Linked DNA regions of Homo sapiens: region 1 is linked to region 2. Evidence: read pairs that join two places in POLR2A ChIA-PET (ENCODE). Cell type or tissue: PC-9. All regions are shown on one strand. Each heading gives the region's core, and the rest is flanking DNA. Links, peaks and the distances in the headings are about the cores only.

Region 1 (13,171 bases), core at 2,165-10,164, 190 kb after region 2:
TCTGCGGCGTCTTCCCCCTGTGACACTCTCTCTCCCTCCCACCTCTGCCCAGGCTGAAGGAGCCCTGGCCCAACAGTGACCCCCCCTTCTCCTTCAAGAACGTCATCAGCCTGACAGAAGATGTGGATGAGTTCCGGAATAAACTGCAGGGAGAGCGGATCTCAGGCAACCTGGATGCTCCTGAGGGCGGCTTCGATGCCATCCTGCAGACAGCTGTGTGCACGGTGGGCACTGGGAAGGGTGCTGCCAGCCTAGGCCAGGGGTGAGCACTTCTGGGCAAGGGCCTGAGCTGCCCCCTGGCCTGCTCTGGTGCCAGGCTCACAGGCCCTGAGGGAAAGCCTGGGAGCCTGCAACCCCTTCACCCTGAGACAAGCTCAGACTCTGTGAGTAGGTCTCAGTTACAATCTGAGTTCAGATGTGCCTGGAGCCACGGTCCCCTGGCCTGAGCAGTCACAGCCTGGTTTCGTATCAGCTACCAAGGCAGACCTGGGCTTTAGCGTTCTGGAATCTTTAGTACCCTGAACCCACCAGCTGCCCAGACTCCACCTGTTCTGGGCATCCAAATAAGCCATTTCCTTTGATATGTACATCCATTTGTTCATTCTGAAAATGACATACCCATATTACTAGGTTAGAAAACAAAGAGCTAGCCAAGGCGTGGTGGCTCACACCTGTAATCCCAGCACTTTGGGAGGCCGAGGCGGGGGGATTGCTTGAATTCAGGATTTGAGACCAGCCTGGGAAACATGGCAAGACCCTGTCTCTACAGAAAACACAAAAATTAGCTGGGTGTGATGCACGCCTGTGGCCCCAGCGCCTTGCGGGGGCCGCATCTCCAGCTCCTGTTTCTCAGCGTTGTCACTCAGTCATGTGCCGTCAGATGCATCTTTCATGAGGGCACTTGCTGTGAATCCAGTGGCTTAAGCCCAGCCCCATGTTGGGACCCGCGTTCCCCGTCCTACACGACGCCGTGATGCGTGTCAGCAGGCAGCCTGCTCAGTGGGCACGCCCCGCCTTGCCTTCCCCAGAGGGACATTGGCTGGCGCCCGGACAGCACCCACCTGCTGGTCTTCTCCACCGAGTCAGCCTTCCACTATGAGGCTGATGGCGCCAACGTGCTGGCTGGCATCATGAGCCGCAACGATGAACGGTGCCACCTGGACACCACGGGCACCTACACCCAGTACAGGACACAGGACTACCCGTCGGTGCCCACCCTGGTGCGCCTGCTCGCCAAGCACAACATCATCCCCATCTTTGCTGTCACCAACTACTCCTATAGCTACTACGAGGTGCGGGGCCCAGGTCCCACGGGTGGGAGGTGGTCAAGGTAGGGGGTCCATGGAGCTTCTCAGACACCTCTCCCTCCCTCCCTCCCTCCCTCCCTCCCTTCCTCCCTTCCTCCCTCCCTCTTTTCCTCCCTTTCCTTCCTCCCTTCCCAAAGCCTTTAGACCCCCCAAAATGTGGGCCCTAGTGGGAAGGGGAGGTCATGTGCCCATCTTCCACCCCAACTCCCAAGCAGGTGGGGGCTAAGAGGGCAGGCTCTGCGACACCACAGTAGGTTCCAGGCCTCAGTTTCCCCATCCTCAAAGTGGGAAGAATCCTAGAGCTGTTCAGATTCATGGAGATGCTTAGCCTGAGACCTGGCCTTCTCTCCCGCAGAAGCTTCACACCTATTTCCCTGTCTCCTCACTGGGGGTGCTGCAGGAGGACTCGTCCAACATCGTGGAGCTGCTGGAGGAGGCCTTCAATGTGAGGGCAGCTCAGGCTCCAGAGTCTGAGCCCTTCTGGGGCAGGGCAGGAAGTGGGCAGGGTGGGCAAGAGGTGTCTTGGATCACGGTGGAGAAATGGGTCTGGGACAGACCAGTGAGGAAGGGTCTCTAGCTATCCCTGAGGCCCCGAGGGGCCACCTGGGCCTGGCCCTGGCTCCTGCAGGCTCTGTGATACCCCGCATGATGCCAGCCACACTTGGAGGTTGGGGTGGAGCACAGAGGCCCCCCACAGAGCACTGATCAACCTCCTTCCTCCTTTAGCGGATCCGCTCCAACCTGGACATCCGGGCCCTAGACAGCCCCCGAGGCCTTCGGACAGAGGTCACCTCCAAGATGTTCCAGAAGACGAGGACTGGGTCCTTTCACATCCGGCGGGGGGAAGTGGTACGCCTCTGTGGGGGCAGCGGGGTGGGGGATAGGCACAGCGCCCCACACCGAGTGGAATCGTTTAAAACAGCGGTCAAGAGCGTGGCCCCTGGAGTCAGGCAGGCCTGGGTGCAGATCCCTGGGCCTAGCCGCTCGGATGAGCCTAGGTTGCTCCTCTGCTTGTTGGTTTCCTCGGCATGCAAGCGTCGAGCCCGGAGGCTTGCTGGGGCAGTAAATGGGTTAGTGTCACGAAGCCCAGAGGCCCTGGCCACTGTCATTGTCGCTATGATTGTGACTGCGCTGGGAAGGAGGGAGTTTCCAGCCCTGAGGGAGGTGAGCAGGAGCTCATTTCAGGGATCCAGACATCTCCTAGGAACTTGGGGGCCGAGGGCCTTCAGGCATCGATGGCCCCCTGGTCCTTGGGGCTGGGCCTGCCTTGGCTGACCACGGGGCCCCTGCAGGGTATATACCAGGTGCAGCTGCGGGCCCTTGAGCACGTGGATGGGACGCACGTGTGCCAGCTGCCGGAGGACCAGAAGGGCAACATCCATCTGAAACCTTCCTTCTCCGACGGCCTCAAGATGGACGCGGGCATCATCTGTGATGTGTGCACCTGCGAGCTGGTACAACGCAGCCCCGCAGGGCGGGAGGGGAGAGCTGAGCCAAGCACCCAGGGACCCTGAGGAATGAAGCAGGACTCCTGTGCCCCATATCCCTTGTGGGGTTTCCCGAGGCACACAGGAGAGCGGAAGTGTCCAGTGGCCCCGGTCCTGCTCCCCCGACGCACCCCACCATGGTCTCTCTCATTCCAGCAAAAAGAGGTGCGGTCAGCTCGCTGCAGCTTCAACGGAGACTTCGTGTGCGGACAGTGTGTGTGCAGCGAGGGCTGGTGAGTGGGGAAGGGAGTTGGGCACCCAGGACACCAGTGGCCCCTGATGGGAAAGCTGGGCTCCTGCAGGGGCCTGGCCCTGGGTGCACCTTGTACACCTGGCTGGGGGTGGGGCGGCAATCAAAGAAACGGCTAAGGGCGGGGCACACCCAGTTGTTGGTCAAACCCAGGTCAAAGCACTTTGAAATACAGAGATATATGGGCTGTCTCTAGAAAGAGGTGTGAGGATTGAGACGGGGTTGGCTGTTGGGGCTGGGGTCTGGATCTTGGGGGACAGGCACACGAGGCTTCCTTTTTGCTCCATGCCTTTGGTATTCTGAGTCCTGTGTCATATTGCCTGATCAGAAGAGAGCTCGTAAATGCACGGCAGTAAGGGCTTTAGCTTCAGGACACTGGGCGAGCTTGCCACAACTTGAGGCAGAGCAGTGGGGAAAGGACACTGGAAGGGGTGACATGACAGGGCACTGGGGTTTAGGTCTCAGCTCAGCCACTTCTGTCTGCATGACTGGGAGCTGCCTCGGCCCTCTCAGAGCCTCAGTTTCCTCATCTGTAAAATGGGACAGCAGGCCAGGCGAGGTGGCTCACACCTGTAATCCCAGCACTTTGGGAGGCCGAGGTGGGTGGATCACCTGAGGTCAGGAGTTCAAGACCAGCCTGGCCAACATGGTGAAATCCCATCTCTACTAAAAATACAAAAAAGTAGCTGGGCGTGGTGGTGCATGCCTGTAATCCCAGCTACTCGGGAGGCTGAGGCAGAATTGCTTGCACCTAGAAGGCGGAGGTTGCCGTGAGCTGAGATCGCGCCACTGCACTCCAGCCTGGGCAAGAAGAGCGAAACTCTGTCTTGAAAAAAAATAAAATAAAATAGGCCAGGCGCGGTGGCTTACGCCTGTAATTTCAGCACTTTGGGAGGCCGAGGTGGGCGGATCACAAGGTCAGGAGATCGAGACCATCCTGGCTAACATGGTGAAACCCCGTCTACTAAAAATACAAAAAATTAGCCGGGCGTAGTGGCGGGTGCCTGTAGTCCCAGCTACTCAGGAGGCTGAGGCAGGAGAATGGCGTGAACCCAAGAGGCAGAGCTTGCAGTGAGCCAAGATCGCGCCACTGCACTCCAGCCTGGGCGACAAGGCGAGACTCCGTCTCAAAAAAAAAAATAAAATAATTAAATTAAATTAAATTAAATGGGACAGCAAAAGCCCCAGCTTTCCTCCTGGGCTGTTTCGGGGAATGACCAGTTCCTCCTTCAGGAGTGGCCAGACCTGCAACTGCTCCACCGGCTCTCTGAGTGACATTCAGCCCTGCCTGCGGGAGGGCGAGGACAAGCCGTGCTCCGGCCGTGGGGAGTGCCAGTGCGGGCACTGTGTGTGCTACGGCGAAGGCCGCTACGAGGGTCAGTTCTGCGAGTATGACAACTTCCAGTGTCCCCGCACTTCCGGGTTCCTCTGCAATGGTGAGCACAACAACTGCGGCCAATGCTGATGGCGGGGTAGGGAGTGGACAGCAAGCATGACTTTCCCGTCAGGACCCAGGTTGGGAGAGCCAGACTTGGAATCAGAATCCCCAAGTTCAGGCCCAGCCCACTCTGGATGCCCTGAGGGCCGCCCCTGAGTCCTGCCCCAACCTGGGCCTGACTTCCCTCATCTGTAACGTCCATGCCCAAGGTCACTGTTGGCAGGACTTTCCCCTGGTTTTAAGATTCCAACTCCCCTGAGGTTCTCTCTGGAAGTTCAGTTCTATGCCCACCCCACTTCTCCACACCCCTATCTCATTAGAGTGGGTGCCACCCAGCTCAGCCCTCCAATGGCTGGCAGGTATATGGCATTATGATCTTTCCTCTCTCCAAAGATGCTAAATTTCTGTGGGTTTTTTGTTGTTGTTGCTGCTGTTTTTTTTTTTTTTTTTTTTTTTTTTGAGACAGAGTTTCACTCTTGTCGCCCAGGCTGGAGTGCAATAGCACAATCTTGGCTCACTGCAACCTCTGCCTCCTGGGTTCAGGCGATTCTCCTGCCTCAGCCTCCCTAGTAGGTGGGACTATAGGCATGCACCACCATGCCCAGCTAATTTTGTATTTTTAGTAGAGACAGGGTTTCACCATGTTGGCCAGGCTGGTCTCGAACTCCTGACCTCAGGTGATCTGCCCGCCTCAGCCTCCCAAAGTACACATCTGTAATCACACCTGGGATTACAGGTGTGAGCCACTGAGCCCGGCCCAAAGATGCTAAATTTCTACCTGGAAGGCCTGGAGCTTCCTCTGTATTCCCATGGGTCCAGGCCATAGGCATACAGTCTGGCCAGGAACATCAGAGCTGGGCAGGATCACAGAACTCAGACAAGGGGACATAGGGAAGGATTGGTAGTTGAATGGAGGAGGATGAATGAAAATCTACTCATCAAATACTTATGAAGCCCTCACTGTATACTTTCCAAGCCCCTGCTTTTCTACTCTTTCTTCTGTTCTTGCTTTTGTTCACCATTTCTTCTCTTCGACTGTCTGTCCCTGAGTGTGCTCAGAGAAACAGAAGAGAGAACTGGGCACCACTGGAGAAAGGCAGACAAGTGGCACAGAGGGAGGTATGAGAGAGGAAGGGAGGAAGGTGCCTCTGGGGAAGGAGGCAGGGCCAGAGTACAAAGGGCTTCGGTTCTAGTCCAGAGCAGGACTTCATCCTTTGGACAAAAGGGGGTCACTGGAGGTTTTACTTTCATTTTCTAACTATTTGCATATTAACCTTGTATCTAGTCACCTTGCTAAACGCACTTATGAAATCTAATAATTTGTCTGTAGATTCTTCTGGATACTTTGTGACATGTTCCTCACACTTGCAAATAAAGACAATTTTATTGATTGATTGATTGATTGATTTTTGAGACGGAGTCTTGCTCTGTCACCCAGGCTAGAGTGCAGTGGCATGATCTCAGCTCACTACAACCTCTGCCTCCCAGGTTCAAGCAATTCTCCTGCCTCAGCCTCCCAAGAAGCTGGGATTACAGGGGCCCACCACCAAGCCCAGCTAATTTTTGTATTTTTAGTGGAAATAGAGTTTCACCATGTTGGCCAGGCTGGTCTTGAACTCCTGAGCTCAAGTGATCCTCCCGCCTCGGCCTCCCAAAGTGTGGGATTACAGGTGTGAGCCACCACGCCCGGCTGACAGTTTTATTTCTTTTTTCTTTTCTTTTTTTTTTTTTTTTTTTGAGACGGAGTCTTGCTCTGTCACCAGGCTGGAGTGCAGTGGCGTGATCTCGGCTCACTGCAACCTCTACCTCCCGGGTTCAAGTGATTCTCCTGCCTCAGCCTCCTGAGTAACTGGGACTACAGGCATGCGCCACCATGACCAGCTAATTTTTGTATTTTTAGTAGAGACGAGGTTTCTCCATGTTGGCCAGGATGGTCTCAGTCTCTTGACCTTGTGATCTGCCCGCCTCAGCCTCCCAAAGTGCTGGGATTACAGGCGTGAGCCACCTTGCCTGGACTTATTTCTTACCTTCTAATGCTTATACATCTTATTTCTTTTTCTGACCTTATTGCATTGGCAGGGACCCATTAGAGGTTCTTAGCCAGGGGAGCAGGAGCCACATGATTGGATTTGTTTTGAGATAATTACTCAGGCTGCAGAGTGGAAGGTAGGTAGGATGGAGGCAGAGATGGAGGGAAGGAGATTCCAGGAAAGTGAGGAAGAGATGACTTCTACCCCAGGCTAGCGGCACCCTGGCTCCCACAGCTCTGTTCCCACAGGCCCTCCCTGCCAGGTGGGCAGCCTGGACTACAGGCACAGATGTAGCTCTCATCTCCCTTCCTTGTCCCTCTCTGCAGACCGAGGACGCTGCTCCATGGGCCAGTGTGTGTGTGAGCCTGGTTGGACAGGCCCAAGCTGTGACTGTCCCCTCAGCAATGCCACCTGCATCGACAGCAATGGGGTAGGCCTGGGCATAAGACAGACAGTGTCTGTCAGCACCACCCACCCTCTCCAGAGAGAACCCTATGGAGAGAGGAGAGGGAGCAGGCAGGGATGGGGCACAGCTGGCTCACTGGTGCCCCCTCCTACCCCAGGGCATCTGTAATGGACGTGGCCACTGTGAGTGTGGCCGCTGCCACTGCCACCAGCAGTCGCTCTACACGGACACCATCTGCGAGATCAACTACTCGGCGGTGAGGCTAAGACCTACGAGGTGTGGGCGTGGGAACAGGGCAGGCACAGGGCAGTGTGGGCAGGAGGGGCTAAGCCTGATGCCACAGGAGCTGGCCAAGGGCAAGAGGTTTGGGGAGCGGGGGTCTGGCAGAGGCCCACCCAACACAGTGCCTGTCTGCCCCGCCTTTCCCCGCCAAGATCCACCCGGGCCTCTGCGAGGACCTACGCTCCTGCGTGCAGTGCCAGGCGTGGGGCACCGGCGAGAAGAAGGGGCGCACGTGTGAGGAATGCAACTTCAAGGTCAAGATGGTGGACGAGCTTAAGAGAGGTAGGGGCAGGGGCTGAGGGTTGGGGTTGCTGAGAGCCTAGGCAGCGGGCATCCAACGGGGCAAGGGTGTCATCACCTGGACGGGGGCTTGCAGTCTGGGCTAAGGTCACACAGTCCGGACAGGAACTCCAGAGCTGGGAGGGACCACAGAACCCAGATAGAGGACACCGAATCCCAGAAAAGGGTAAAAGCCTGAGCAGGAGGCACAGAACCCAGGCGGTGGGACACAGTCTGGCCCAGGAAGGGACCAAGAGTCTTGGTGGGAGGCACCTGACTTGGGCAGGGGCATGCACCCAGCAGGGGTACATGGTCACGCTGTGGAGACACGCAGCCTCCCCTCCTCGAGATCAGATACGTTTTCTGGACCCTGAGTTCCTGGGTGATGTCCAGGTCAGGGAAGTGGGGGAGGTAGGTTTCTAGGCTCTGATGCTCCTGAGCAGGGGAGCCCCCACCACACCCGTTCCTGTGCCTGGTGAGAGCACGGCTTTGCAAGGACTTCCACTCTTCCCCAGGAGGCCCTGCCGTGGGTGAGGCAGATCGCAGAGTAGGGGCCCCCTCACCAGACCCTGGGTCCTCTGGGGCGGAGGGGTGTGGCTGGGGTGCCCTGCTGACTGGCTGTGGGTACAGCCGAGGAGGTGGTGGTGCGCTGCTCCTTCCGGGACGAGGATGACGACTGCACCTACAGCTACACCATGGAAGGTGACGGCGCCCCTGGGCCCAACAGCACTGTCCTGGTGCACAAGAAGAAGGGTGAGCTGGTGGGGCCGGGCGCAGGGAGGGGGCGTGTGGCCAGAGCTCGGTGGGGAGGACAGGCACCACCTCCCCCTGCCTCCTCCTCTCCAGACTGCCCTCCGGGCTCCTTCTGGTGGCTCATCCCCCTGCTCCTCCTCCTCCTGCCGCTCCTGGCCCTGCTACTGCTGCTATGCTGGAAGTACTGTGCCTGCTGCAAGGTGAGCACCCAGGGTGCCTCCCAAGGCCCCACATCCCAGGGTCCCCACCCCAACAGGGCCCCCACCCTCCACCAGGGTCCCCAGTCCCCGCCTGAGTTCTCATCTCCCCAGGGTCCCCAACCCCTTCCTGGGTCCCCACCTCCCCAGGGTCCCCATCCCAACAGGGTCCCCATCCTCCACCACGGTCCCCACCTCCCCAGTGTCCTCAACCCCCTCCTGGGTCCCCACCTCACCAGGGTCCCCTCTCTGACAGGGTCTCCACCCTCCATCAGGGTCCTCCTCAGGGTCCCCAACCCCCACCAGGGTCCCCAGCCTCTCCACCCACCATCCCCACTCCTGCAGCTTTCTAGCCAGAGGCTTCAGCCCGTAGAGTCCAGCTGTCTGGATTCTGGTCCCAGCTCTGTGACCTTGGGCAAATTACTTAATCTCTCCATGCCTCAGTTCCCTCATCTGTAAAATGAAGATCATAGAATTGACCTCAGAAAGTGGAGCTGAAGCTTAAATTAGTGAAGTTCAGAAGGGACTGACCCATAGCATGCACCATCGCCCCCACCCCCACCTTGGCAAGACCCACACCAACCCCATCCAGCTTCCGGAGTGACAGTAATGATGATGACACCCATGAGCTCTTAGCCCGAGTCATCCTGGAGCCCCAGCCCCCAGCTCAGCCCTTGCCAGCATCCGTTCTCTGCTTAGCTCAGTGTTCCTCTTTGTGCTGTCGCCACAGCATGTCCACGTGACTCCATTTCCCCGCCCCCCATCACCCCATGAGGTCAGTGGGGCAAGGTCACCATGCCCTATGACAGATGGAGAAATTGGGGCTGAGAGGCAGGTGATAAATGCACAGTCCTCAGAAGGGGCTGAGGCAAGCTGAGCCCACATCTTCCCCAGCTCTAGTGCCCGCCCAGGACCCCCACTCCATCAGCCATCAGTGGCCAGATCCCTGAGAGCACCTGCTCTGGGGTCAGCCACGTGCAAAAGGCCTGGGAGCCACAACAGGGAAGAAAGGGCCCTGCCCGCCCGCAGCTGGCGGTCACTGGGGAGAACAGACAAGAGAAAGCGTGGAGGATGGCATAGCTCAGAGTAGGGATTGTAGGCGGCAGACCACACTCCGTAGTAACCCCCAGTGTTGTGGGATATTAATGTGCATTACATAGGCAAGGAGTTATGTGATCAAATAGGTTTGAGCTAGGCACGGCTGCGCGTGCCTGTAGTCCCAGCTACTCAGAAAGCTGAGGCAGGAGGATCACGAGTCTGGGAGTTTGAGGCTACAGTGAGCTATGATTATGCCACTGCACTCCAGCCTGGGTGACAGAGTGAGACTCAAAAAGAAAAAAAAAAAGAAGGTTTAAGAAACAAGTTTCTTAAATTTAAGTTACAGTGGCTCACACTTGTAACCCCAGCACTTTGGGAGGCCAAGGCGGGTGGATCACTTGAGGTCAGGAGTTGGAGACAAGCCCGGCCAATATGGTGACACCCCATCTCTACTAGAAATACAAAATTAGCTGGGCATGGAGGTGGATGCCTATAATCCCAGTTACTAGGGGGGCTGAGGCAGGAGAATTGCTTGAACCTGGGAGGTAGAGGTTGCAGTGAGCCGCGATCGTGCCACTGCATTCCAGCCTGGGCAACAGAGCGAGACCCTGTCTCAAAAAAAAAAAAAAGAAAAGAAACAAGTTTCTTCTCTGCAGGACTTCTCAGAGGCTTTGATAAAGTCCTGTGCCTAACCTGCAAGAGGGGCATGGGGAATGAATTCAGTGCTTCCCAAGTGAACCTGACCACAGAACCTTTACAGAGCACCCGGCAGGATGAGAGTTCCACGGCGCAAACTTTGGGAACCCTCTGCCCCCATCCCCCTCTATGCCCTTGTGTGCCATGCTTACACCCTGCTACCACCTGGATATTCTGGTGTCTGGGGAGGCACTGTCACCCCTCTTGACCATTGGCATGGGGCGGGGTGGCTGGAAGGGCTTACCTGGGCCAGGGCAGCTGTCTCAGGCCTCACCCTCACCCACCTTGTCTCCTAGGCCTGCCTGGCACTTCTCCCGTGCTGCAACCGAGGTATGGGCCTGGCATCGCAGGGGCAGCAGGGGCTCTGACTGCTCTTTCTCTGAGCTGGGGTGGAGGGAAGCTGAACCTGGAACGGCAGAGGCTGGAGGCTCTGGGGTCCCACCTGAAGAGGTTGGGCTGTGCGGGTCTAGGGAGGGGTGCCGTGCTGAGGACCCCATCCTGCAGGTCACATGGTGGGCTTTAAGGAAGACCACTACATGCTGCGGGAGAACCTGATGGCCTCTGACCACTTGGACACGCCCATGCTGCGCAGCGGGAACCTCAAGGGCCGTGACGTGGTCCGCTGGAAGGTCACCAACAACATGCAGCGGCCTGGCTTTGCCACTCATGCCGCCAGCATCAACCCCACAGAGCTGGGTGAGGGCGGGGCTGGGCGCCACAGCTCTGGGCAGTGCCCTTCGGGCCCTCTGTTCCAGATCTGGGATCACAGCATGCCTCTTCTCTGGGTGTGGGGTGCAGGCACAGGGCTCAGCCACCTTTTGCCCTGTGCTGATGGTGCTATGAACCTCATGCCTCGGTGTGCGTGGCCTGCTGGCCAGGCATCCCCTGATCCTAGCATGGTTGCTGGAGGGATGCTCTGTGGTGCCTGTCATGCAGGGGGCTGACCACCTCCATCTCACCCCCTCCCACCGCCTTTCCTTAGTGCCCTACGGGCTGTCCTTGCGCCTGGCCCGCCTTTGCACCGAGAACCTGCTGAAGCCTGACACTCGGGAGTGCGCCCAGCTGCGCCAGGAGGTGGAGGAGAACGTAAGGACCCAGGAACTAGGCCTGGCCGGAGATGTGGGTATGAGGGCGGGTGAGGTGGGCAGGGCAGAGCGAATGCGGTCGTGGTACCGAGATTCATTAACTAGGGGAGAGGGGTCTCTCTGGACCTGTGCCTGGCAGGGGGCATCCTGGGATCTGTTTCCAGAGGGCAGAAGGCCAGAGCCTGGGCCCAGGATGCTGCCCCACGGGGCATGCCCCAGCCAACCCTGAGGATCTCTGGGTACAGAGGCTGCCTGGCTCCCTGGGTCCCCAGCCTGAGGGCTTGCCACGGGGTGGCCTAGGCCCAGCCTCACGCCCCTCCCTTGCCTGGCAGCTGAACGAGGTCTACAGGCAGATCTCCGGTGTACACAAGCTCCAGCAGACCAAGTTCCGGTGAGTCCCGGGGTGCCCGGGTTGGGTGGGGGAGCCGCTCCTACCGGGACTCCAGGAGCCGAAGCCCCCAGGCCGATCAGGCCTCCACTTCAGGGCTATCTAGCTCACAGCGCCCTCTTTGTCCCCACAGGCAGCAGCCCAATGCCGGGAAAAAGTGAGTAGAAGACTCGTGGGTGAGAGGGCCCCCACTTCCTGCCCGCCTGTCCCCAGCCCAGCCACTGCCTCGTCCGTCCCTACTCCATCTCCATCCCATAGGAAGGGAGGGTCAGATGTGTCCGTCAGGTTCGGACCTTCATTCGTTCCTTTGACCATTTCTTCAACAAATGCTAATGTGAAGTGCTTGCTATGAAGTGGCCCCTGGACTAGAGCAGGCAAAAGCAAATCAACCCAGTCCCTGCCCTCATATAGGTGACTGTCCAGCCCCCCACCCGGTACCAGCGATAGCAGGTACCCATCTCCATCCGCTCCAGTGTCCAAGACCCTGATCTTGGGTGCACCTCTGGGGACCAGGCAGGTTACCGAGAGGATGGGCCAGCAGGTCACACACCTTTTTTCCCAGGTCCTACATCGAGTCCTGGCCCTTCATGGGGAGAGAGAGGGAGTGAGGAGGGGGTCTTGATGCAGGGACAGAAGAGCTAGAATCTCAGCACATGACCATCAGTAAGAACCGTTGGCTGTGCGTGGTGGCTCACACCTGTAATCCCAGCACTTTGGGAGGCTGAGGCGGGTGGATCACCTCAGGTCAGGAGTTTAAGACTAGCCAGGCCAACATGGTGAAACCCCACCTCTACTAAAAATACAAAAATTAGCCAGGTGTGTTGGTGGGCACCTGTAATCCCAGCTACTTGGGAGGCTGAGGCAGGAGAATCCCTTGAACCTGGGAGGCAGAGGTTGCAGTGAGCCGAGATTGCGCCACTGCACTCCAGCCTGGGCGACTGAGTGAGAATCCGTCTTGAAAAAAAAAAAAAAGAATGGCTGACCAGCATTTCTTATCCTGCTACGGGCCAAGCATTGTCCTAAGGGCTTTCCGTGTGTGGTCATCTTATCCAACCCTCTCGTCAAGCCTGTGAGGTAGAGATCACTGCTGTTCCCATTTTGCAGATGAGGAAGCTGAGGCTCAAAAGGGTTAAGTGACTTGCCCAAGGTTACCCAGCTATCGAGAACTAGAACCAGGGCTAGGGCCGCGGCAGCCTGGCCTGAGCACACACACCCTTAGCATCTTTGCTGTCCAGCCCTTGATGAGGTGGGCAGAGAAGCCCATTTCACAGAGGAGGACGCTGAGGACAGGGAGGCGCCATGGCTGGGCTGAGGCTGCAGGGTAAAGGGTATGGGGCTGGCATAGGCCTGGAGCACTGCCTGCCTCTGAAGACCCTGCACTTCTTGCTGTCTTACATCCTGGCCCCTGAAGGGGAGAAGACAGGCAGGAGGGACAGGGCAGCAGGTGCCAGCCTGACCCCTCCGCTGCCTGAACCTTCCACCCTCGACCCAGGCAAGACCACACCATTGTGGACACAGTGCTGATGGCGCCCCGC
Region 2 (16,779 bases), core at 4,390-12,389:
TGGAATAGGATGCAGAGGGTCTGGTACACTCACTCCCTACTGCACAGCAGGTGCCCCAGGGAGCATTTGGGTGGGTGGGTGGTGCTCAGTGTCCACGCCCTCCTGATGCCATTGCTACACCCTGTCTTCCTCCTTCCTACTGGCACCTCCTCCCAGCCCCCAGTTCTGCCTTGTCACTTTTAAGCCTGTGTGGAGTCTTTGGCACGGATGGCCCTGTGCCCTCTTGTCCCCTCCCTGGAGTCTGCAGGCAGTGGTCACTCTCCAGGGAGCCCCCACCAAGCTTCCTCTGACTTCTGACCCAGTGACCTTGGCCTGGGCCCCGGGTGGGGGTGTGAGCCCTCCAGGAGTCCAACTGGTTTATGAGTGTGAGCTGCCCTCCCCCAGGCTGCAATGCTGGGCCAGCAGATCTGGGTGTCCCCTCACTTCCATTCCAGAAGCCCTTGGGGCTTTCCCAGCCGGTGCCTGTTCTCTGAACCCCCTTGGGACCTTGGATCAAGTGGGCCCTAGGAGTTTCCCGGCCACCTGCTCTTCCCCAGCAAAGTGGGATCCCCACCTCTGGTCTGACTCCTCCAAAATGTGAAGGCAGGAACATCCCGGAATGACCCCCTTTTTCAGTTTCCCCAGAAGGTGACAGCGCTCTGGGGGCTGGTTCCTGGTATTCGGTTTTGAGATAACTGACCGTGCAGATCCTTTCACTCAAGGGGGATGTGGCTCTGCTTTTTTTTTTTTTTTTTTTTTTTTTTTTTTTGAGATACTGTTTTTGCTCTGTTGCCCAGGCCGGAGTGCAATGGCCTGATCTTGGCTCACTGCAACCTCCGCCTCTTGGGTTCTAGCAATTCTCCTGCCTTAGCCTTCCAAGTAGCTGGGATTACAGGCGTCTGCCACCACACTCGGCTAACTTTTTGTATTTTTAGTAGAGACGAGGTTTCACCATGTTGGCCAGGCTGGTCTCAAACTCTTGACCTGAGGTGATCCACCTGCCTCCGCCTCCCAAAGTGCTGGGATTACAAGACTGCCATTTTTTACAGTGCGATTTTGTAAAATCGGGTCACCCTCCCAGCACAGCAAGCCCTCGGTTCCTCTGCCCGAAGACACCCCCAACTCTGCCACGCACGTTACCTACCTTCTCCCACGCTGCCCAGATTACATGGGATCCTATCATATGCAAAGTCCTGACCTGATGGTTAATTTTTGCCACCTCCCAAGAACGCGAAATCCTTCAAACCTCAGCTTAGATACCTTCTTCTCGAAGGTATCTAAGCTGCCTCCCACTTCGGGCCAGGTGTTCCCTCTCCCTCCTGCAGTCAAAGCACTCAACACTGGGCTGCCCTGTCTCTACCTGTCCCTGCCTGGAGCACGCGCCTCCAGGGTGCGGCCTGGATCTGCTTCCTTCCCCCATCCTGCTGGGAGTGGACGGAGCTGTGCCCAGGGTCTGTGTTTCCCAAGGACGGGCCTTGCTGTCCTGTGGTCAGCAGGAGGCTGAGCTACTGGAAGCCAGAAGCTGGAGCACAGAGGCTCCTTCCCCTTCCCCCAAGGATAATCCAGAAATGGTTTCCCCTTGGGCTGGGAATGGATTCTATGGTGGGCGGAGAGTTTAGGGGCCTTGAGCTGGTTTCTTTATTGGGAGCAGATTCCTCCTGATTATTCTCCACTAGGGCCCGTGGGAAAGAGAACCTTTCTGAGCACAGCCCATGAGCGCACAGGGAAGCTGGACTGGGGCTAGCCAGAGAGAGGGGAGGGGACCGGCAGAGACCCCAGGCACGGTGGCATGGGCCAGCACCCCCTGACCGAGTGCTCTGTGCCACCCGTGCCCACTTGAGTTTCTCATGGCTGTGGCTGGTTGGAGAGGCTGAGGCCGAGAGTCCCTGGACAGCCTTCCCCGAGGTCAGAAGGAGGAAGCATCTGCCCGGTGCCCTGGCCTGGAGTCACTGCAGGCCTCTCCCCTGCCCCGACTTGGGCTCTGATCTGGGAAGGATGGCCTTGGTGTTTCTACCTTCCACAAGACTTTGGAGGAAGAGGCTTGCGAAGTTTCCCTTTCTGCTTAGCTGGAGTTTCATGGTTTCTCAGAAAACAGGTTAACAATTAAGCTAATTAACCTCAGGGCCCGCCGGCCCTCCTTGTGCTTATAAAGCCAGGCTAAATGGCTTCCTCCCCCAGCTTTTCCTACCCCCATTATAAGGCCACAGGTGGTGACAGCCTTCAGCCCTGAGGTGGGCCGGCCTCTAGATCTGAGCGTGGGGAAGCCAGGGTGCATGGGCGGTCACTGTGAAGCTGGCCTGGCCCCGGGGTGGCAGCCTACTGGACTTGGAGAGAGAGGCCCTGCTCCACCTGTTTGGGCCGGGCCTAATCGATACCTGAGTGCCAGGACAGACCCCTGCAGCTCCTTCTGTTTCTCCAGGTCTCCAGTGGGGGCTGCAGACTAAGCAAAATGAGGCGGTTCCTGAGGCCAGGGCATGACCCTGTGCGGGAGAGGCTCAAGCGGGACCTGTTCCAGTTTAACAAGGTAAGTTAGGGAGAGCAGGGAAGATGACCCCCAGGTTTTCGGCCAAGCAGCTCAGGCTGGGGCTGAGGCACCTCTTACCTGGATTAAGGTATAGCTCTTATGTGACTGCCTGCAGTGCCTCTTGGGACTCAGACTTTGGAAATGGGGCCTGGTTAAAGGGCTTTTATAGAAAAGGGGAATAGGTTGCCCTCATGAGTTGGGACTTCTCATCTGAAGGCTTTCACTGGCTGTGTGACCTCTGCAAGTCACTCCACCTCATGGAGCCTCAGTTTCCCTACCTGTATCATGGGAATAAAACGATCTGCCATGTCTACCTCGGCACAGGGTTGTCAAGGAGGTTTAGGGACGTGGGAGATGAAAGGATGAACTCTTCAGGGGGTGATAATGTTCCAGGTCCCTTGGGGCCCTGGAGTCACAGGCCATGGCTGTTTCTCCCTTCTCAAATTGCCCCTGAAGGAAAATGCAGCTCCCCTGCAGGCTGAACACGTGATTCCTTCTGGCTCCGGCCGGGGTGAGTGGGGAGAGGTGCCCAGGAGAATGAGCCGGAGTTGGCCTCGGACTACCCCAATCCCAAACCTGTATCCGGGGTACCAGAAGGCCCACGGGGCTTCCCTTCAGGAGTCTGGGGCCTGAGAAGGTCAGGACGGGCCTGTACGCAGGAGGCGTGCAGTGTGGCTCTTCAGCTCCCGGGCCACCAAGCAGTGTGGGGCCTTGTGAGGTAATGATCTTCTCACCTCTGCTTTGCGCCTCTGCTGGGAAGGTGGGCTGCAGGAACTGGGACACTGTGATCCTCTTCCCCCGGGGAGCCAGGACCCTCCCAATATGCTGAGGGCAGGACATGTGGCTTTCGTTGGGGGCTTCCGTTTGGGCTCCCCTGCCCCCGAAAGGAAGCAGTGGATGTGAGACCAGACAGTCTGGAAAAGGGATGTCTCCCTGTGGAGAATGAGGAAGTCTCTTTGGTTGTATTTTTGTTATTGATTTGAGAACTGTAGAAGTCAGCTTGCCCAGGTGCAAACCCAACTTTGCCACATAGAAGCTGGATGGCCGTGTGCCTGTCGCCCACACCATAGGCTTGTTAAGGGCGTACGTGGGGTGAGGTAACTTAAGTGCTAGGCACAGTGGCCCAGGAATGCTGGCTGCTGCTGTGGGCTGGAGGGGATCTCCGTGACCTCCCTGTTGGGAGAGGTGGGTCGTGGGGTGGAGGGACCTCCCTGACCTCCCCGTTGGGAGAGGTGGGTCAGCGCTCCCAATGTGCCCTGCCATTTCTCTCTGTGTTTCTTAGCCTGTGGGAGGAGTTGGTGTCCCTGATGGAGCTTTGCCACGAGGACATTTGCCTCTGGAATTAGGGCTTTCCTATCCCAACGTGCCTCCTGCCAGCTCGCTTTTGGGCCTTGGGATATGGGGGTGCAGGTGTTGGGAATGGGAGATCTCAGGACACCTACAGCCTGCTACCCTTGCTCTGGAGGGAGTAGCCTATGGGTGCTGGGTCTCAAAGCTTCGGTGTCCACGGGAGATGGAAGGGAACTGAGTGACCCCCATCTGCCTCCAGTCTTTCGCTTTGAAAAGGTGGCAGAAACCTGACAGGCTCAGCAAATAGGGCTGAACACCCCCCTACCCCTGCCCCCTTGCACCAAGTTCTGTCTGTGCAGCTGAGTGAGGCTAGGGTGGAGCTGGGGCAAGGAGTTGTCCCTTCTTCTTTCCCCTATCCCCCAGGGGTGATCCCCAAACTTGATTGTCCCACTCCCAGGCCTGGGGGTGGCAGAGGGAGGCTCCTGGGTCTCCTGCTCTGCCTTCTTCTTTCCATTCATATGCAAGAAGCATGCATTGAGCACTTACTGGATCCACAGCCCAAGGCTCAGGGCTATGGGAATCTGATTAGGCCTCTGCCCTCCACTTTTACAGTCTGCAGGAGGGAGGAGGCTGATGGCCTGAAATTTCAGGCCTTGGAAGTGGAGAGGAGGAAGGGGAGAGCCCAGGGGATTCAGGAGCGGGGTAGACTCATCCGGCTCGGGGAGTGTGGTGGGGCCAGCAGGGTGGGATTGGAGGATGAGGCCAGATCCCAGAGGATTTGGGATCCCGTCTGCCCTGCCCCTCCCCAGCCCAGGCTGTGAAGCAGGGAGGCTGCTGGTATCTGGGCCTGATCTGACCCTGCGGCTCCAGGGGTTGTGAGCAAGGGAGTGAATAGTGGTCCCATTTACAATGTAGGAAAGATAAACCTGGAGATGTTTTTACCCTTTGGGCAAGGCAGGTAAGCTCAGAGCAGTTAGGAGACATTGCCCCGACTAAGATAGGTGACAGCCCAGAAGGAAGGGACTGGAAGCCCAGCCAGTGGGGATGGGAACGAGGCATGAATTGAGCAGGGTTTCTCAACTTCAGCACTCACAGATGATATTTGAGGCTGGCTGTGCTGCGGAGGCTGTCCTGTGCGTTGTAGATTATTTAGCAGTGTCCCTAGTCCTACCCACTAGATGCCAGTAGCACATACATACACACACAGCCTGTCAAGATGTGACAACCAAGAATGTTTCCTGAGGGGTAAAATCGCTCCTGGTTTGAGACCCATGGAATAGAGAACTATTCAGGGCTGAGATCTGCTGATGGGGCAGTAAAGAGGGAGGGGATGGGGAGGGGAGGCGGGTGTGCAGGATGACCGTGAAGTCTCTGACCTGGGTAGGTGGTGGTGCCAGGCCTTGGGAGGGGGAGCCCAGGCCAGGAGTGGCGAAGAACAGATTTGAGGAAAAGTAATGTATTTTGATCGTTTTGATTTGGACACAATCGCAACAACAGTGCTCTCCATTTTTGGAGAGGCAGCTTGCCCAGAGGTGAGTGGTGCCGACTGCCCGGCTCGCCAGCTGTGTGACCTTGAGCAGGTCACATGCCTCTGAGATAATGATAATCAGAGCCACTCCATCCATAGAGTTGGTGTGAGGACTACATGAGTTCCTGCACGAATCGAAGGCCACGTCTGGCTGGCGGCTGCAGTGTCCGGCAGCATCGTTCTGTGGTGGGTGTCATGTGGCTTGAGGTTGAGTTGGGGGAGCCTTGGGACAGGCCCAGCAGACAGGCGGAGGGCAGGTCCAGCAGACAGGCGGAGGGCAGGTCCAGCAGACAGGCGGAGGGCAGGTCCAGCAGACAGGCGGAGGGCAGGTCCAGCAGACAGGCGGAGGGCAGGTCCAGCAGACAGGCGGAGGGCAGGTCCAGCAGACAGACGGAGGGCAGGTCCAGCAGACAGGCGGAGGGCAGGTCCAGCAGACAGGCGGAGGGCAGGTCCAGCAGACAGACGGAGGGCAGGTCCAGCAGACAGGCGGAGGGCAGGTCCAGCAGACAGGCGGAGGGCAGGTCCAGCAGACAGGCGGAGGGCAGGTCCAGCGGACGGTGGGATACCCAGGGCTGGAGCCTGGAGCGGCACGTGGGCTGTTGGTGTAGGCGAGGGTCAGGCCCCAGACAGTGTTCATGCTGGCAACTCAGGTCATCTCTTCCAGTGGTCCTGGAAGGCCAGTCTGCTGGGTACTGTGACAGCTGGGACAGTGGCGCCATCACAGCTCGACCCCAGGTGGCTTGTAGACACTGGCTTCTGAACCAGTTCTGGCCTTTTTGTCCAACACCTTTTGGCTCAACTCCTTTATACCCACACCAAGCCCGATGCCTCAAAGAGAGCAAGGACATCGCCCCGGGGGTCCTGAGAGGGAGACGTCTTGTTTCTTTGGCTTCAGTACTTCCAGAGGATCTGTGATTGCGAACAGTCTCTGAACTCTGCCAGGAACTGGCTGTCAGAGCGGTAACTCCAGTTCACCGAGGGCTATGTGCCAGGCATCAGAGGGGCCAGGTAGTGGTTAGGGGCAGGGACTTTGCAGCCACATGACCTGGGTCTAGATGCGGGCTCTGATGCTTCCTCACTGTGTAAGACACAGTGGACGCATTACTTAGCCTCTCTGTTCTTTAGTTTCCTCATCTGTAAAATGGGCATTGTAGGGGAGCAAAAACTGGCTTCCCTCCAGCCTTCTAGGTTCTTTGGCTGGGCTATGAATTAAATTGACGAGAGGCGGGGCGCAGTGGCTCATGCCTGTAATCCCAGCACTTTGGGAGGCTGAGGTGGGTGGATCACTTGAGGTCTGAAGTTAGAGACCAGCCTGGCCAACATGGCGAAACCCCATCTCTACTAAAAATACAAAAATCAGTTGGGTGTGGTGGCACACGCCTGTAGTCTCAGCTACTAGGGAGGCTGGGGCAAGAGAATCAGTTGAACCCTGGAGGCGGAGATTGCAGTGAGCCGAGATCATGCCACTGCACTCTAGCCTGGGTGACAGAGTGAGACCCTGTCTCAAAAAAAAAAAAAATGAGGACTGGGGTGGAATGTGACCAGGTTACAGGAAGGTGAGGGGAGGAAGTGTAGGTGAATGAAGGTTGTCTTGTTATGCAGAGAAGGTCCTGGGTAATAAAAGTTGCCTTGGAGCAGCCTTCTTCCTGATACAGATATGGATTGAGCATACATGATCAGAAAATCTGATATCCGAAATGCTCCAAAATCTGAGTTTTTGAAGTGCCAACATGACACTGAAAGGGAATGCTCACTGGAGCGTTTCAGATTTTGAAAGTTTGGATTTGGGATGCTCGACCGGTAAGTATAATGCAAATATTCCGAAACCCAAAAGATTCTGAAATCTAAAACCCTCTATTCGCAATCATTTTAGATGAGGGATATTCCGCCTGTACTTGACTAATGTAGCTTTCCTTTGTGGATGTAAATTTATTTTACAGAAGGACAATTTTTTTTTTCCTTTTTTTTTTTTTTTTGGACGGAGTTTAGCTCTTGTTGCCCGGGCTGGAGTGCAATGGTACCATCTCAGCTCACTGCAACCTCTGCCTCCCGGGTTCAAGGGATTCTCCAGCCTCAGCCTCCCACATAGCTGGGATTACAGGCATGTGCCACCACGCCCGGCTAAAGGACAGCTTTTCAGAGCTACTCCCATGTCTGCACTTTCTGAGAATAACCAGCTCAAAGTATGCCAAAGAAGTGGCCGGGCGCCGTGTCTCCTGCCTGCAATGCCAGCAGTTTGGGAGGCTGAGGCAGGTAGATCACCTGAGGTCAGGAGTTCGAGATCAGCCTAGCCGGGCATGGTGGCGCACACCTGTAATCCCAGCTACTTGAGAGGCTGAGGCAGGAGAATCACTTGAACCTGGGAGGCGGAGGTTGCAGTGAGCCAAGATCGCGCCATTGCACTCCAGCCTGGGTGACAGAGTGAGATTCTGTCTCAAAAAAAAAAAAAAAGCCAAAGAAGTATACTTTGGGGTAGCCCATTCTGGTCTCCTACAGTGGTATTTTGGGGTGGTATGTCCTGAGTTCCAACAGCATCATAATGATCCCTAAGGGAGTGTAATTGCTTCAAACGGTGCCTGACACAGGTCGACGCCTTACCAGGACTTGCCTTGTTGTGGTGTCACCCTCACAACAACTCAGGATGGGTGTTGCTTCCATTCTGCAGGGGAGGAGACTAAGGCCCCCAGGGCTTGCACAGCTGGAGCTTATCCGGGGCAGGGGCACTGGCTGGGGTGAGGATGTCCTGGTTTCACCTGTGGTCTGGCTGTGTGGCCTTAGAGTGGTGGCTTCACCTCCCTTCACACCTCAGTTACTTCACCAGTGAAGTAACTGTTTGCTATATATGGTGGGCCGTCAAGCCTATTGGAGGGATGGACAGACAGACAAGTCAGCTGCAGCACCAGGACAGGGCCACTGAGGACCAAGGGAAGGAACCATGGGACCTCGGGAGGGAGGAAGTGCTGCTGGAGAAGTCAAGGTAAAACCCGTTCCTAGACAACTGCTCACAGCCAGCTCGCTCCCCTCGGCCAAACCCAGGCACACCCCAAGCAGCCACACCCATCAGGGCAAACAGGCTGCTGTGCTTGCCCGGCTGCCGCAGAAGCACCTGCCTGGGCCTTCCCTGCCCGTGCCCACCCTCCTCTGTCCCCTTAGGCCCTGAACAAACAGTGTGTTCCTGACCCAGCAGCCCCTGCGGAGGGCCAGGTTGTTCTGTATTGGCTTTCGAATGGCTGGGCCCCTGGTGTCAGGTGACAGCAGCCACACAGGGAGGGCCAGGCTGCCGCCACTGCCAGGAATCTGAGCTGGCCACACCCAGCCAGTATCGGGCAGAGTGGCCCGGCCAGGCAGGAGTGCTCCCCCAAGGTGCTGGGCAGCCTCTGAGGGCCTGGTGCCCACCACTGCCTCCTTCCCACCCCCTGAGGAGTGCCAGGGACTCCTCCTCAGGTCCTAGCCCTTGGGCAGGGTCCTCCCTGGCTGCAGGCAGGATGAAGGCCCCACTGTCTCTGACAGCCAGCCTTTGCCCACTCGCTCCCCTTCCGGGACCTGGAAAGGAGTCCCAGAGCCCAGGAGAGACGGGCCTTCTCCCCTACTCCAGGCTAACGTTGCAGTCTGGCGGCTTCTGCAAATCTTTGCTCTCCTTTCCCAACCCCCCTGTCAAAAGAGTTCATTGTTCTCTCCTCCCTTGGCAGAGGTCACCTGAGCCAGGTATCAGATGTGGGCGGGGCCGGGTAGGCTGGATGCCGCGCTTCGGAGGCCCCAGTGGCTGCCAGGCAGCTTTGGTCAGCCTCCTGGTTTGAATCTGAGGAGAGATAGCTAGGGTCCTAGAATAGCTGGGGAGGGCTGGTCTTGGAATTCCTTGACCACCCAGGGGCTATGCCCCGTCCCGCCCTCTGTCCTGAGTGCAGCCGCGATTCAGGGTTGCTGTGTGTACCTTTGCAGGAAGGCAGCCCTGGGGCTGAGCCCAACCTCCTGTGCTCAGGTGGGTACTTCCTTTTAGGGAGGCCATATGCACTCCCTCTAACAGGGACCTGGAACTGTTCCTGAACCCTAAACAAGGGGGGAGTCACCACCTAAGTGATACAGACCTTGTTCAGCAGCAGGGAAGCTAAGCCTTACAAGGCTGGTAGGAGTTGGGGGTGGGATCCAAGGGGGTGGGAAGGGCACCAAAGTAAGGGGCGGGGCAGGCCGGGCGCGGTGGCTTACACCTGTAATCCCAGCACTTTGGGAGGCTGAGGCAGGTGGATCACTTGAGTCCAGGAGTTCGAGACCAGCCTGGGCAACATAGTGACACCTCATCTCTACAAAAAATACAAAAATTAGCCAGCTGTGGTGGCGCATGCCTGTAGTTCTAGCTACTCGGGAGACTCAGGTGGATCACTTGAGCCCGGGAGGAGGAGGTTACAGTGAGCTGAGATCGTACCACTGCACTCCAGCCTGGGCAACAGAGTGAGACCCTGTCTCAAAAAAAAAAAAAAAAAAAAAAAACACACACACACAAACTAGGGGGCAACTGGGGCACAGCCAGAGGTGCCCATGGAGCCTTCGTTCTTTCCCTGACTGGTTTCCTCAGGACACTAGGCCCTGGGTTTCTAGCTTCTCCCTGTCCCTTCTGTTAGCTGCTCTTAGTCCTGTTCCCAAATCCCAATCCCTTCCCTGTTCCCAACAAGATCCCTTGGGCTTCTCATAACTAACCTAGGGCTCCCCTGCCTCTCTGCCCAGCCCGAGCCCCTGTCCTCATAGGACTGCCTGAGGAATCCCCTGGGAGACAGGTCATTTACACATGAAACCATTCTCTTGGCCCTGTCCAGGTAGAGTCGCTGTGAAGGTCACTGCCCTTATTTTGGTTTTAGGGGAGCCCTGGTCCCTCCAGAGTTGCCAACTTGGAGAAGTGCCCAAGGTGATACTATGGAACAATGCGAGCCTCGGAAGGAAGCAGAGGCCTGTGTGTGCTGCAGGGTGGCCTCAGATCCATCATCTCCAATCCAAGGACAGCTCTGCCCAGTGCAGTCACCAGTACCATCCCGTTTATTAGATGAGAAATGAAGCTCAGGGAGGCCCAGCAGCTCATCCACGACCAGATGCCTTGTACGTGGCAGGAAGGGATACAAAGCTTAGTGGGTCTGACTCAGTCCCTGTTCTAAATCAGCCTTTGGAAAAGAAGGTGGGGATGGGGGGGAGGGGTGGCCACGATAACTCCAAGGCTTGAAGGGAATGAGGAATGAATGCGGGTGGTTGAAGGATGGGCCCAACCCTTTGTCTTCCTCTGAGTTAGAGGAAAGATGCTGAGCCGAACAGGAGTAGTGACTCTGGTGAAATGTTAGAAGAACTGCCCGCCCTTGACTTGTGGCCTGAGAGCCTAGCAAAAAGTTACAGGCTGTTTTCTCTGTGGCCTGACGTTCCTGCTGGTGTGCGGAATTGTCGAGGCCAATGGGAATATAATATGAGCCATGTATGTGATTTAAAATTTCCTAGAAGCTGCATTGTATAATTATTTAAACACGTGAAATTAATTTTAATTATATATTCTGGCTGGGTGCGGTGGCTCACGCCTGTAATCCCAGAACTTTGGGAGGTCAAGGCGAGGAGATCACTTGAAGTCAGGAGTTCGAGACCAGCCTGGCCAACATGGTGAAACCCCATCTCTACTAAAAATGCAAAAATTAGCTGGGCGTGGTGGTGCATGCCTGTAGTCCCAGCTACTTGGGAGGCTGAGGCAGGAGAATCATTTGAACCCGGGAGGTGGAGGTTGCAGCGAGCTAAGATCTCACCACTGCACTCCAATTAGGTGACAGAGGGAGACTCTGTCTTTAAAAAAAAAGTCTAGAAGCTGCATTATGAAATTATTTAAACAAGTGAAATTAATTTTAATCCTGTATTCCAGCTGGTCAAGGTGGCTCATACCTGTAATCCCAGCACTCTGGCACTCTGGAAGGCTGAGGCCTGTGGATCACTTGAGGCCAGGAGTTTGAGACCAGCCTAGCCAACTTGGTGAAACCCCGTCTCTACTAAAAATACAAAAACTAGCTGGGCGTGGTGGTGTGTGCCTGTAGTCCCAGCTCCTCAGGAGGCTGAGGCGGGAGGATCACTTGAACCAGGGAGGCGGAGGTTGCAGTGAGCTGTGATCGTGCCACTGCACTCCAGGCGTGACAGGCGTGACCCTATCTCAAAAAAAAATTATATATTCCTTTTAATCCAACATATGCAAAATATTTTGACGTGTGATTAACTACTAATGAGATTTTTTCAGTTTGTGTTTTTGAATGCTCAATTTGTGAAATCTAGGTGTATTTTACACTTACGGCACATCTCAGTTCAGACATTAAATCTTTTTTGGAAGTACTAGATCTGTATTTAGAATTTGGATGATTTACAGTGGAAAAAGGGAATTCGAAGCGTGGCCTGCCTGAGTCCAGCCCCTGTTCTTCTAGAACCCGAGTTGTTCCAGACATACTTGAAGGGTTTCCAAGAACTGACTTAATCCTCATTGGTGACATGAGCCATACTGCAAGTGCTTGGTGGCCCCATGGGGCTCATGGCTACCGTTCTGGGCAGCTCGGAGCATGGGGCCTGCTCCTGGCCAGGCCATTGGGCTCCTGTAGGGCATTTCCACCAGAGTCCTCCAAATTCCAGAGGCTGTTCCCTGAGCTGCCTCTGCTGCTGGGAAAGTGCTGCTGTCCTGGGAGACGGCTCCGGCTGCTGACTTCCTGAGGCCCCAGCAACCTGGGGCTGGCTGAGGTCTGGTGGGGCCCCTGGGGGAGCTTGTCCTGCACATCCTATCCCACTGTCTACTCCCCTTTTCCTGGGAAATGTTTACATTCCAGACACTCAGCTATCTCTATCCAGGGCTTCTCCAGGCTCTGCATTTTTCGCATAGCTGAACAGGGACCTGGGCTGGCCTGGGGGCCGCTGCTGGGCCCTATCTGTCCCCCTGGCTATCCCATTTAGGTATGACCATTTGCAGGGCAGGCCCTGTTCCTAGCAAAGGCCAGGCCTGAGGCACCCCCCGTCTCCCCCGACCTTTTTGTCTCCAGGCATCCCCCAAAATAGGCACTTGTTGGAGCTCTCCTCCCTGCCTGACCCCAGCATGGGATTCCTTGTGAGAGCCATTGGACTAGACTGACTGATGGGGGAGGCAGGTAGCAATTGGGTTTGCTAAGCTATCATTGCTAGATCTCATCAGGGACTTCTCCTTTTCTGCTGCTTTGAGGCCTGGCAGGGCTGCAAAGTAGGAAAGCCCAGGGCCTAAGGAGGCTGCCTCATTGTTGGGACCTTTTTCTGCAAGTCAGAGTCTCTGTGGTTGTTTTTTAAGTCTTTAAAGCAATCAGTTGACATAGCATCGCTTTGTGCTGTTCTCACCTAGCTCTGCAGGGTCACTATCCCCCGGGGTGGGAGGCGGGGGTCAGATTGGGGTAACTGATTAAGAAACTGAACTAAAAACCTTCCTGAAGATGGTTTATCACTCTAAATTTGTAGTGGGTTTATGTTCATACCTTTCTTAACCCACAATTCTATCCCTGGGACATCTGCCCCAGGAAATACTCAAGTGGTGCAGACAAAGATAGGAGTCCAAGAATGCCATCGACATGGTTGTTGGATTGCAAACCCTCTAGCAACAAAGTAAATACTCAACAATAAACCTCTGGTGAATTAGGATATCTACAGGTAAAGAATATTCTTTAGATGTTTTAAAAGTCATTTTAGGCCGGGTATGATGGCTCACACCTGTAATCCCAACACTTTGAGAGGCCAAGGCGGGCAGATCACTTGAGGTCAAGAGTTCAAGACCAGCCTGGCCAACATGGTGAAAGCCCATCTCTACTGAAAATACAAAAATTAGCTGGGCATGGTGGTGGGTGCCTGTAATCCTAGCTCCTGGGGAGACTGAGGCAGGAGAATCACTTGAACCTGGGAGGCAGAGTTTGCAGCGAGCCAAGATCGCACCATTGCACTCCAGGCTGGGTGACAAGAGCAAAACTCCGTCTCAAAAAAAAAAAAAAAAAAGCCATTTTAGGCAGCTTGCAGTGACTCACGCCTGTAATCCCAGCGCTTTGGGAGGCCGAGGCAGGAGGATCGCTTGAGTCTAGAAGGTTAAGACCAGGCTGGACAACATGACGAGTACCTGTCTCTACCAAAAATTAAAAAGTAGCCGGGTGTGGCAGGTGTGGTGGTGCATGCCTGTAGTCCCAGCTACTTGGGAGGCTGAGGTGGAAGGATCACTTGAGCCTGGGAGGCCAAGGCTACAGTGAACCGAAATCATGCCGTAGCACCCAGCCTGGGCAACAGAGTGAGACCCTCAAAAAAGAAAAATTAAAAATTTTTGTCATGCCTGTAATCCCAGCACTTTGGGAGGCCAAGATGGGCGGATCGAGACCATCCTGGCTAACACAGTGAAACCCCGTCTCTACTAAAAATACAAAAAATTAGCCGGGCGTGGTGGCGGGCGCCTGTAGTCCCAGCTACTTGGGAGGCTTAGGCAGGAGAATGGCGTGAACCTGGGAGGCGGAGCTTATAGTGAGCTGAGATCACACCACTGCACTCCAGCCTGGGCGACAGCGCAAGACTCCGTCTCAAAAAAAAAAAAAAATTTTTGGCTGGGTGCGGGTGGCTCACGCTTGTAATCCTAGCACTTTGGGAGGCTGAGGTGGACAGATCATGAGGTCAGGAGATAGAGACACGGTGAAACCTGTCTCTACTAAAAATACAAAAAATTAGCCAGGCATGGTGGTGGGCACCTGTAGTACCAGCTACTCGGAAGGCTGAGGCAGGAGAATGGCATGAACCCGGGAGGCGGAGCTTGCAGTGAGCCGAGATCGCACCACTGCACTCCAGCCTGGGCAACAGAGCGAGATTCCATCTCAAAAAAAAAAAAAATAGACCTGCAAACATTCACAAGTGCAGAAGACTCGAAGGATGTACACTTAGGTTCTAGCAAGGTTACTTCTGGTTGTGGGAGTTTGGGTAATTTTTGTTCTTTTTTTTTTTTTTTTTGAGACGGAGTCTCGCTCTGTCGCCCAGGCTGCTCTGCCTGCCGGGTTCGCACCATTCTCCTGCCTCAGCCTCAGTTTTTGTTCTTAAACATCTTTATACCTCCCAGGTTTTTCACAGTGTGTGTGTGTATTCTGTAATAAATGAAAAAAACACGTATGTGCAACGACACTCCAGGAATTCCCTTTCTGGGAAGATGGTTGGAATTTGGTGACAGTAAGAGTCTGTGAGACCCAGCTGACTGGGGCCTGGAGGGACCTGGAAGAGCCCAGAGCAGGGCAGGGCCTCCGCGGTACTCTAGGCCCCTGGGTGAGCCCGGAGCTGCGGTGCAACCAAGATTTTCTCCCGAGAGACCGGTGTCTCCATTGTTCCAAACTCCCCCTACTTTCCCCACCCCACACCCATAAGGCCCCCATGCCACTGAGGAGGGCTGGGTCCGTCACCCAGGGTGCACGTGGTGGAGGCACCGAGTCAGTTCCTGGAAAGCATTGAGAGGCTGGTATGGTGTCGGGGAAGATCAGCTCGCAGGGGTGGCCATGAGGCCAAGGGCAGAGTCACAAAGGGACAGGGGGTGGGGCCTGGTAAATATGGGTTAGGCTCCAACACTCAGGTGTCTGGGAGGAACCGGAAAGGTACCGAAGCCCTGCTTCCTGCTGGGTCGTCTGGTGCTGCAGCTGCAGCAGCCATGGTGGCGCGAAGGGGACAGGTCTGCAGGCCCACCCCACGTGCTTCTCGTTGCAGACGGTGGAGCATGGCTTCCCGCACCAGCCCAGCGCCCTCGGCTACAGCCCGTCCCTGCGCATCCTGGCCATCGGCACCCGTTCTGGAGCCATCAAGCTGTATCCTCCGTCCCCTCGCTCCCACTCGGGCAGGGCCTTGGGGTGGGTGAGATTTGGGGAGGGACATCTTTTCCTTCCTTGCCCGTGGGCTGTTGGGATAAAATGAGGGACTTTCCTGATTTCCAGTTTTGGACATGATTTTATTCCAAAATGGGGCAGGTATGGTTGATGGTGGAGCAGGCACCTGGGCATGAGTGCATCCCTGGTGGGATGCGACCCTGTCCTTTGCAGGAGGACAGTGAGGTTTGAAATGGACTGAGGAGATACAGGCTTATTTTGTCTCCTGTGTCCTTTCAGGACCCTTCATGTGGTCTGCTCCCTTTACTCAGTTTCCCCTCTCACCTATTCCTGGAGGTTTCAGGAATCCCCCAGTCCCGGGCAGGGGGTGAGGCTGCTGGGGGGCTCAGAGACCTGTTTTGCAGGGGTTGTATTGGTGGATCCAGAGGGAAGGACCTGACGCCCATGTCTCAGCCAGTGATCATTCAGTGAGTGGCTGGCTGGTGCGCCAGTAGCAAGGCCTAGGCCCTTCTGTGCCCCTGCCTCCCTCAGCTCCCCACCTCACCACCAGAAAAGCAAGTTACAGGGACCCCTCTTGTCGCTAGGGATGTTTTTAATTTAAAAAAATTTTTTTCGGCACTTTGGGAGGCTGAGGCGGGCAGATCACTTGAGGTCAGGAGTTCAAGGCCAGCCTGGTCAATGTGGTAAAACCCTGTCTCTACTAAAAATATTTTAAAAGTTATCAGGGCGTGGTGGCACATGCCTGTAATCCCAGCTACTTGGGAGGCTGAGATGGGAGAATCGTTTGAACCTGGGAGGCAGAGGTTGCAGTGAGCCAAGATTGTGCCACTGCACTCCAGCCTGGGCAACAGAGTGAGACTCTGTCTCAAAAACTTTTTTTTTTTTTTTTTTTTTTTTTGTGGAGACAGGGTCTTGTGATCTTGCCCAGCCTGGTCTTGAACTCCTGGGCTCAAGCAACTCTCTCGCCTTGGCCTCTCAAAATGCTAGGGTTACAGGCATGAGTCACTGCACTCCCAGCCTGCAGTTTTGTTTTTTAACCTATCTCGATAAGAATCAGAGGTGGACTGGCCCCAGGGCCCTATCCACAAGCAGAGATGGGGTGGCCTTGGGCCAGGAGAGCAGGGCTCGGCAGCTGTCTTCCAAATTCCACCCCCACTCCCACAGGCGGCAGAGAGTGGAGAGGGCTCTGCCTGGCAGGGACAGTCCTTCCCCGGCCTGAGGCTGGATGTTGTCCAGTTGGGTCATCTTTTATCCAGAGCACTGGTTCTGGCCGACTGGGGGCTCCCAGTGTTTTCAGAGATGAAAAACCGGATCAGGTTGGGCACCCCGCCAGTCTGATCTGTGCTCCCCTCAGGGCAGGGCCCAAGGGAGTTGAGAGATGAGGGACCACCTCCAATAGCTTGGCTGCCACCTCCAGCGGAGCCTGACCTCCCTCTTCCCCTCTGCCCGGTGTGGGGGAGGGGTATGGAGCACTCGAGTTCCAGGCTGGGCTGGTGTACACAGGGGGCCAGGGCCTTGCTGCGGGCTCAGCCTTCCCTCGGCTGGTTAATCATTGCCAGGCCACAGCCAGACTCTAGTTACCAATCCCTGGTGCCAAGACTAATGGGCCAAGGCTG

What was found. ChIA-PET counts read pairs that join two places held together with the same protein. Peaks named below come from ENCODE experiments on the same cell type or tissue, not always from the same donor. Only the 100,000 strongest peaks of a DNase experiment are listed, where the experiment ranks them.
Region 1: POLR2A ChIA-PET joins it to region 2 with 12 read pairs; 2 of 35 experiments call an interaction of 5 or more read pairs at or near these places.

What each region holds. Positions count from the first base shown.
Region 1 is chr17:75,729,213-75,742,383 of GRCh38, forward strand. ITGB4 (integrin subunit beta 4) reads left to right here. Exons shown (of 40, transcript NM_000213.5): 7 at 53-224; 8 at 1,029-1,292; 9 at 1,663-1,752; 10 at 2,034-2,156; 11 at 2,600-2,761; 12 at 2,951-3,027; 13 at 4,278-4,480; 14 at 6,839-6,942; 15 at 7,076-7,174; 16 at 7,353-7,482; 17 at 8,110-8,232; 18 at 8,326-8,432; 19 at 10,460-10,493; 20 at 10,668-10,859; 4 more. Among named protein-coding and RNA genes, the nearest start is that of ITGB4, 14 kb to the left of the region's middle. In PC-9, for the core only: no CTCF peak of the experiment used is centred there; no DNase peak of the experiment used is centred there.
Region 2 is chr17:75,540,999-75,557,777 of GRCh38, forward strand. LLGL2 (LLGL scribble cell polarity complex component 2) reads left to right here. Exons shown (of 26, transcript NM_001031803.2): 2 at 2,399-2,503; 3 at 15,048-15,145. The coding sequence starts at 2,429. Among named protein-coding and RNA genes, the nearest start is that of LLGL2, 24 kb to the left of the region's middle. RefSeq lists enhancers at 530-1,347, 3,708-4,510, 11,431-12,011, 15,921-16,779. In PC-9, for the core only: CTCF peaks have their summits at 8,983 and 9,195; DNase peaks (open chromatin) are centred at 8,493 and 9,023; H3K4me3 peaks cover 1,299 bases; H3K27ac peaks cover 2,997 bases.